2 separate regions of the Homo sapiens genome follow, and region 1 is linked to region 2. Evidence: chromatin contacts called from ENCODE Hi-C or POLR2A ChIA-PET data. All regions are on one chromosome and are shown on one strand. The core of a region is the stretch at or near the end of the contact, and the rest is flanking DNA. Distances in the headings are between cores, read along the strand shown.

Region 1 (4,048 bases), core at 1,130-3,629, 430 kb after region 2:
CTAGGGACTAGAGTGAGAAGTAGGGGAGCTACTGATTTGGGGCAAAGTGAAACCTCTGCTTCCAGACTTCAGAAACAAATCTCAGAAGACAAGCTGACCTGACAAGTACTATGTGTGTGCATGTCTGTATGTGTGTTGGGGCGGTGAGTGTAAGGATGCAGTGGGAGCATGGATGCTGGCATCTTAGAACCCTCCCTACTCCCATACCTCCTCCTCTTCTGGGCTCCCCACTGTCAGACGGGCTGGCAAATGCCTTGCAGGAGGTAGAGGCTGGACCCATGGCAAGCCATTTACAGAAACCCACTCGGCACCCCAGTCTAACACCACAACTAATTTCACCCAAGGTTTTAAGCACGTTCTTTCATCAGACCCTGGCCCAATACCTATGTATGCAATGCTCCTCAGCCCTCTTCTCCCTGCTCCAGTAGTCTCCCTTCCAAATAAATCACTTTTCTGCCTTCAGGGTTTCTTTATTCTGCCCTAGGACCGGAAGGGGCATGGGGAGAGGAAGCCACTAACCCAGCCAGCTCACCAGGCTGGCCCAGACATCTCTCAAGCTGCCCAGTGTCCTGAGTAAAGGAGCTGGCCCAAGGCAAAGTGCCCCAGCTAGCAATCCCTTCCCCGGCCCAGGGGTGCCCTTCCTGACAGAGGGCCTGTCAGCCACTAGTGTGAGGCCTGGTGAGCCTGCTCAGGAGGGGCAGAAACAGAGGGTGTGGAAGCTTCTGGAGGAGGTTGGCTGGGGAAGAGAACGGGGTCGGGGGCAGACTCAGCTGGAGTCTATAGGGAGCCAGAGCCGCCTGGCTTGTTACCAGGACCTCAGTCACTCCCAGCCCTTCTCTGAGCAAAGGGAGAGTTGGGCACCTGTGCCTACATGGCTCTTCCAGGCAGTGAGATGATAGCAGGAGACAAATGAACACATCACCCAACCTCTCTGGGCCTGTTTTCTCATCTGCAAAATGGCTGGATGCTCTCCAAGTCGACTTAAAGACAGGACAACCCTCTGAGGGAATTTCTCTGAGTGCGCCCCTTTTTTTTTTTGAGACAGAGTTTCGCTCTTGTTGCCTACGCTGGAGTGCAATGGCACGATCTTGGCTCACCGCAACCTGTCTCCCGGGTTCAAGCGATTTCTCCTGCCTCAGCCTCCCGAGTAGCTGGGATTACAGGCACGCACCACCACGCCCGGCTAATTTTGTATTTTTAGTAGAGACGGTATTTCTCCATGTTGGTTAGGCTGGTCTCGAACTCCCGACCTGAGGTGATCTGCCCGCCTCGGCCTCCCAAAGTGCTGGGATTACAGGCGTGAGCCACCGCGCCCGGCAAGAGAGTGCCCAATTTTAAGTGATCCTTCCTATTGCTTCCACAAAACGCCTGCATACCACATATCCTCAATTTCGAGAAAATAGCCACTGGTTTAGAAACTCTCAAGTACTGTGATTCACAGCACACTTTGGAGGTTGCACGTTTAGGTTCTGGAAGAGGCCCTCAGACGGCCCTTTGGCTCAGCGGTCCCCCGAAGGTGCCTGTCCAGCATGTCGAGGGGTCCTGACCAGCCTGCCCGCGGGGTGGGGCGGGCCTGGGGCAGCCTGAGAGCCGCTCCGCCTGGCGACCCAGTGGGCCTCCCCGGGCCCGCCCAGAGGCCTGGGCGGGTTCCAGCGGTGGGCGCCGGTCGGGGTGCGGCCTAGGCCGCGGGCCGGTGGTTAGGGGCTCGCAGGCCGGCCACGCCCGAGGGTCTGCCCGGGACAAACCCTTCCGTTAGGGCGCGAGGGAGGCGCTGCAGGCCCTCAGTTCCTCGGCCAAGGAGACAAGCGCGGCCCCCGCGGCCCGTCCCGCCAGCCTTCCCGCCTCCGCCGGCGCGCGGCTTCCGCGTGGCAGGCCGCCCCGCTCCCCGGCCTGGCGCGCTGCCTCTTTGTCTCTCCGCGCCTCCCCTCCTCCCAGACAAATGGCTGTTGGCAGGAAATTGGACGCGCTCGGGGGAAGCCGCGCGCCGCGGGGAGGGGGCGCCGCGCGGCCAGCGGGCCTCGGGTGCCCCCAGCCGGGGCGGGGGCGGCGGGGATGTTTTGACATCTCGTCAAAGAAAGGAACTTGATGCTTCGAAAGTGCTTTTCACAGCCGGGCTGTGTCTGCTCCAGAGCTGATTTATACGCAGAATCTGCGCTCGCTTCTCCGCTCCCTCCCCCGTCAGCCCGGGGACGGCGCCGGAGGCGCGGGCGCGGCTGTGCCCGGCAGGATCGGGTTTATTTATTGCCTCTGGCCCGGAGCCGGGGCGGCCTGGGGACTGCACAGTTCCCTCTGCCCGAGCCCCTCCCCTTCTCTCCCCACCCCCCAAAGCCGGCTGCTTCCCAGGGGCCTGTCTTCCCCAAACCTCTTACCAGACTCTGGGCGGAGCCCTCCGACGGTCTGGGGTGGAAGTCGGGGACGGAGGCAGAGAGGTGGTAAGGCGCCCCAAGGGGCCGAATTCTGCACTACCTCGCACGGACCCAGTGGGGAGAGGGTGGTGGTGGTGGAGGTCACCACCTCTGCCCTAAGGTCGGAAAGGAGCCGGAGCTGCCAGTCTGAAACTCCCTACCATCCCAGTAGCTCTGGAACCCCCTTCCTCCAGGGGCTATCCTTTCTCTCCAGGGATTCCTCTTTCCCCAGCTCCAGACAACCCCTTACTCCAAGGCCCCAGGAGCCCTTTCCCTTTAGAATAAATTAAGGAATCTCCAGCTTCTACTGGATCCCAGGAGAAGAAAGGTTTGAAAGATCACGTCCCTGGCAAGAGCCACAGCCCTCAGCCAGGTGATGGGCACAGGGCTGGGTACAGGTCTATCACAGTGCCCTGGCTTCACATCTAAAGAGTCCGGATGGCCACAGGGTAGAGCAGGGACATGTGTTCGGCTCCCTTAATGGGTAGCTTGCGGCTGGCATAGTGGTGCACAATTTCAGGGACGCTGCTGAAGGGCGGGCTGTTCTGGCCCAGCACATATTTGTGTTCCTTGGTTCGGGACAGCTTCATGTGCATGAATCCCTGGCTGCTCCTGGGAAGAGGAGAGGAGACTTTGGTGAGTGGGGGCTCTCCTCAGCCCCCTCATCCATCCACCCAGTAACCCTCCCCAACCCTACAGCAAATGTGGTGGTTCCGAAGCCAGCTGAGAATGACAGGTGATTAGGGGAGGTGGAGGTCAGTCCAGAAAGCAGGGGTGGTGGTGGTGTAAGTAGGTAGCACTGGGCATTGGCTTTGTGGTAAGGCCACTGGTTGTGCCAAGAATGTGTGTATAGGGAGCATACAGGGTGTGTGCAGGTGGAAACTGAGCGACCAGCACCTCCCCCGACCCCTGCTGGCCAACCCTGGGGTCCAGGCACCCCGGCCCTCCAGCCTCTGTGGCCAGGGCCAGTTTAACCTCACCTTTCTTGAGCTCTTTGGTAGGACACCCGTGAGGGGCTCCTGGTGACTCATGTGGAACCACATATGCCCTTGGCAGGAGGGTGGACAGATGTGACAACCAAGCTAGTCTTCATTGGGGCTCTCCCTTCTAATGACTAGGGGGAAGGGGGAAGCTGATCTGGAAGACCCCCCAAAATCTGGGAGTGCTCAGCTGCCTCCTCCTGGGGATATCCCTTCACTCTCTTGCTTTCTGGGTCTTGGACCAAGCCCCTAGCTCATTTATCCGGCCCTTCAGCCTACAATGACTTCACTCCCTTGCTCAGAGGAGACATGCTCCTGCCTCTGCCATCTCCCTGCCACAGCCAGGAAATCAGCATTAGTGCCTGGCCCCGCCCTCAAGACAAGGACCCCACTGCTCAGAGCTCTGGCTAGCTCCTAAATGTCCAGGGACCCTCGGCCCATGAGAGGGCATGGGAGTGAGACCTCCAAGAACCTTTGTCTAAACCACCACAGGCTTGGTCTGTCAGGCCTCAGGTCTGAAACTCAAGCACAGGCAAGGGGTGAGGAATGTTTTGGGGAGCCCTGAAGCCTAAGTGTTATATACTGCTGGCCAGAGCCTACTTGGGGACAAGGACGGGGCTTAGAGGTTAGTGTGGAAAGCAGAACCAGTGAGGGAGCTGCCTC
Region 2 (3,948 bases), core at 781-3,280:
ATTACAGGCATGAGCCACCATGCCTGGACACTGTTTTTAAATAGTGAAAAAAAGACTTGAAGTACTCTTTGTGAAGATTGAGACTTCTTGCTACATAGGATTTGGAATCACAGGCTTCTAGAGACAGAAGGGGGTCTTAGGAATTCACATTTTAAAGAAGGAGGAACTGACACCCATAGGAGTTAAATGTCTTAGCTAAGGCTATTCAGTGCTCTGGTGGTGAGAGACAAGGCTTCCATCTTCTAGGCCAGTACTCTTACCCCTAGGCTAAAGGTTCAAAAATGTGCAGGCGCTGGCTTTAGTAAAATCAGCTATACTAAGCATTGTCAAATGTTTTAGCCAACAACAAAAACAATCAAGATGAAACAAAATTACTTTTTTGACTAAGTGATCACCAGCATTTCATAGACATTTATCTGACAAAGGTTTTGATCTAACAAATGCCATGTATTGCCAAGGTGAGCAAGATACAGTACTACCTATCCTGTGGTTTGTTCACAACTTAGTGGAGGGGCAGACATGCAATCAAACAATTAGAATACACTCTGTTAAAGCCACGTGTACAAAGATCTAGGGTGCTATAGAAATGTGTAAAACTAGGCCAGGCGTGGTGTTGCTCACACCTGTAATCCTAGCACTTTGTGAGGCTGAGGTGGGAGGACAGCTTGAGCTCAGAAATTTGAGATCAGCCTAGGCAACATAGTGAGACCCTGTCAGAAAGAAAAGAAAAAAGAAAAGAAAAGAAGGAAAGAAAGAGAAAGAGAAAGAAAGGGAGAAAGAAAGAAAGAGAGCAAGAGAGAAAGAAAGAGGAAAAAGAAAGGAAGAAAGAGAAAGAAACAGAGAGAGAAAGAAAGGGAGAAAGAAAACAGAAAGAGAGAGAAAGAAAGAAAGAGAAAGAAAAAAAGAAAGAGGAAAGAAGGAAGGAAGGAAGGAAGGAAGGAAAGAAGGAAGGAAGGAAGGAAGGAAGGAAGGAAGGAAGGAAGGGAGTAAAGCTGTGTTTCTCAACTGGGGAGTGATTCCAACCCCTGCCCCCAGGAGACATTTGGCAATGACTGGAGACATTTTTGTTATGACTGGGTTTGGTGGGGGGGGGGTGGCTACAGGCATCTAGTGTGTAAACGCCAGGGACACTGCTAAATATCCTAAAATTCACAGGACAGCCCCTCTAACGTAAGACTTAGCAGGCCCAAAATATCAATAGGGCTGAGGTTGGTAACCTCTGGTATAGAGCCAGCAAAATATCTTCTACAAGAGACAGGGAAGTGGGTAAAGCTTGGTTTGGGGATGAGGGGGTGGTTAGGGAAGAGTTTAGTAAAGAGATAATGACGGGGGTGTGGGGGAAGGGAAACTCCCATCCGAAGGGACAACATATACAAAGCTGCAGAAGCGTGACATATTTGGGCGATCCCAAACACTGGGGAAAGAGCTGTGGTCATTAAGTCTGGACAGCTAGGCAGGAGCTAGACGTGCAAGAAATCATATTGAGTTAGAGGAACTACTGTAAGAAAAACTGTTTGGCTCTGTGGTGGCTCTTTATAAGTCACTCAGGAGCACAGTGTTGGTACATCTCTCTGCGAGCTAAAACTGCTGAAGAAAGCTGTATGAAATGAAGCTTTTTTCATCCTGCTTTCTTAGGGCCTGGTGTTTCCCAGGCCTGTGTTACTGTCTCAGAGATAAAATCAGGGCTGCTTCATTGGAATATGAGAGGTGAACTAGCTCTCTATTAAAGCCACTCAGCTGGTGTCTTGATGGTGTGATGGGATCATGAACAGGGGTGAGGTGGTTATTTTTCATGAGTTAGGCTTAATATAGGCTGCTGCTGACGTGTATTTCCTCTTTCATAGAGCATCCTTAGTCCAGAAATGGGGAGCTATGAACCTTAAGATTAGACCACTAACTCGAATCTAAATGAGCTGCCCTTGTCTCCTACAAAAGAAAAGTTGGGCAGGTAGGGTATTCTAATGAGGGTTTCTCTTTCTCTTAAGCAAATGATGATCAAAGTTAACTGACAAACTGTCACGGAATCTGCCAGACCTCACTCTGGCCTTGCTGCTTCTCTCCAGCTCCTGAACTTTTCTTTCTTCCATCATGCTCTGAGCCCATTCCTTGAAAACTAAAAGGTCCCTGACTCCCAGTCTGCAGCCATCCTGGGCCTGCTGAGCTCTGATTCAAGTGCCTGCCTCTGCCCCTTGGTGGGCTGAAGCTTCATGGAGGTGAGTGACCCTTTTTTTTTTTAACTTAGCAGGGCTTCTAGGAATAGTGTGGAAAACAGGATCATAGAAGAGGATATGGATTTAGGAGCACAAAAGGAAATTCATGAAGGGAAGTATTTAACTTGTGACAGCTGGTAGCTACTATACTCTCTCCAAGCCTTGGAATAACTGATAATTTATACTAGAGAAGCTGGTAGGAAAGTAATGAAATCCACCAAAACATTTTGAGAAAAAATAAACTATATACTATATACAATTTACTTTCATTATCAATGTAATCATTTTATTTTAGATTTAAAAATTATTATGTATAACTTGGTTTGCTTACAATACCTTCACATTTGATTATTTTATATTTAAGGCAGAGTTGATACTTAGATAGTAAACATTTTTAATTGAATTCTTCCTTTAAGACCTCTTCAGAGCTAAAATAAAGGAAGTTATGTTCTTCTGAACTTAGTGTTTTCCTGATTGTCAAACAAAAGAAAATGGTTATTTACTACATGAAAGCTTGAAAAACTCACTAAGGGTTTTTCAGGGGCCCTTGAATCCTGAGTTATCATCCATTTCCACTAGTTTCCACTTCTTATAAAGTTTAATTTCATTATATTAATCATTAAGATCAGTTTCTAATTTCCTCTATCATAGGACCTTTAGGTTTGCTGCTACTCATCTCTGTGCTTAGCTATTGAAGCAAACAGGGCTATAAGCATTTTGTTTATAATTTCTAGGGCAAAAATAAACACTATTGCCTAAACCTACTATATTCTTATTACTTTAAGGCCAAGTCAGTGAAAATAGACACTTTTCCATAATAGTAAAAAAATTGTTTGTGTGATAGTGAGTTTCCCATTACTTCAGATGTTCAGGCAGAGGTTGGAAAGGAGTGAATTAAATGGCTTAAAATTTCTTTCAACTCTGGGAAGCTCCAAGAAGTCAGAAAGTTCAGAATCTTGCCTTCTTATGTGCAAATGGCTTGACTCGTGAAGCAGGAGTGTGTCTTGCTCTTAGGTTTAAGCTGGCTGTGCTATATAGTTTGTCTCTGTGGATGAACTGTATTTTTCTGCTCTCAAAGTTAATTCTTCATAAAAACTGCCCATCAAAGTTTAAAAATTACTTTGAAGGAATAAAGGTTGAAAAGCAACAAATGAACTCTCCTTAGATATCTTAACTATGATTTCAAAAATTTACAACACAAAACTTCTCAGGAAAAAAAAATCTCTGGTAAAAATTAAGGATTTCTTATGCAAGCTTCCATGGACTTCATAGCTCTTTGCCTTTTCTCTGCTCTTTGAGAATGTGCACAGTGAACTGAAGGAGGAAGATACATACTTTCTTTCTTTCTTTTTTTTTTTTTTTTTTTTTTAGGACAGAGTCTCACTCTCTTGCTCAGGCTGGAGTGCAGTGGCACCATCTCAGCTCACTGCAACCTCCGCTTCCAGGGTTCAAGTGATTCTCATGCCTCAGCATCCCAAATAGCTGGGACTGCAGGGACGCACCACCACGCCTGGCTAATTTTTGTATTATTATTTTTTTTTTTAGTAGAGATGAGGTCTCACCATGTTACCCAGGCTTGTCTCCAACTCCTGACCTCAGGTGATCCTCCTGCCTCAGCCTCCCAAAGTGAGGCTAAGATTACAGGCCTGGGCCATCGTGACCTGCTGATGTGCTTTCTTATAAAGTGATTCCTGCCAGCCAGGGCTTTATAAGGATGAATATCAATTCCTGACTCGAG

Evidence for each region. A loop is a pair of places that touch in the nucleus more often than their neighbours do. ChIA-PET counts read pairs that join two places held with the same protein, here RNA polymerase II (POLR2A). Pooled maps may share reads with other maps.
Region 1: a loop to region 2 is called in a pooled map, with 3 times the contacts of the local background. The contact joins the enhancer-like site here to the promoter of TRIM69 in region 2. A Hi-C loop is called at or near these places in 4 of 50 pooled maps. POLR2A ChIA-PET finds 5 or more read pairs at or near these places in 3 of 52 experiments (GM10248, HEK293 and activated CD4-positive, alpha-beta T cell).

Annotation. Positions count from the first base shown.
Region 1 is chr15:45,165,117-45,169,164 of GRCh38, forward strand. It overlaps SHF (Src homology 2 domain containing F), which reads right to left. Exons shown (of 7, transcript NM_001394037.1): 7 at 2,098-3,017. The coding sequence ends at 2,831. DUOX1 (dual oxidase 1) reads left to right here. Exons shown (of 34, transcript NM_175940.3): 34 at 1-458. Among named protein-coding and RNA genes, the nearest start is that of SHF, 21 kb to the right of the region's middle. RefSeq lists a silencer at 1,516-2,315 and enhancers at 2,516-2,605, 2,597-3,098, 3,856-4,048. Within about 2 kb of position 2,380, at least 36 of the 41 ENCODE cell types and tissues checked have a DNase peak (open chromatin) inside an H3K27ac peak, as active enhancers do.
Region 2 is chr15:44,734,498-44,738,445 of GRCh38, forward strand. It overlaps TRIM69 (tripartite motif containing 69), which reads left to right and starts at 2,031. Exons shown (of 7, transcript NM_182985.5): 1 at 2,031-2,213. The coding sequence starts at 2,208.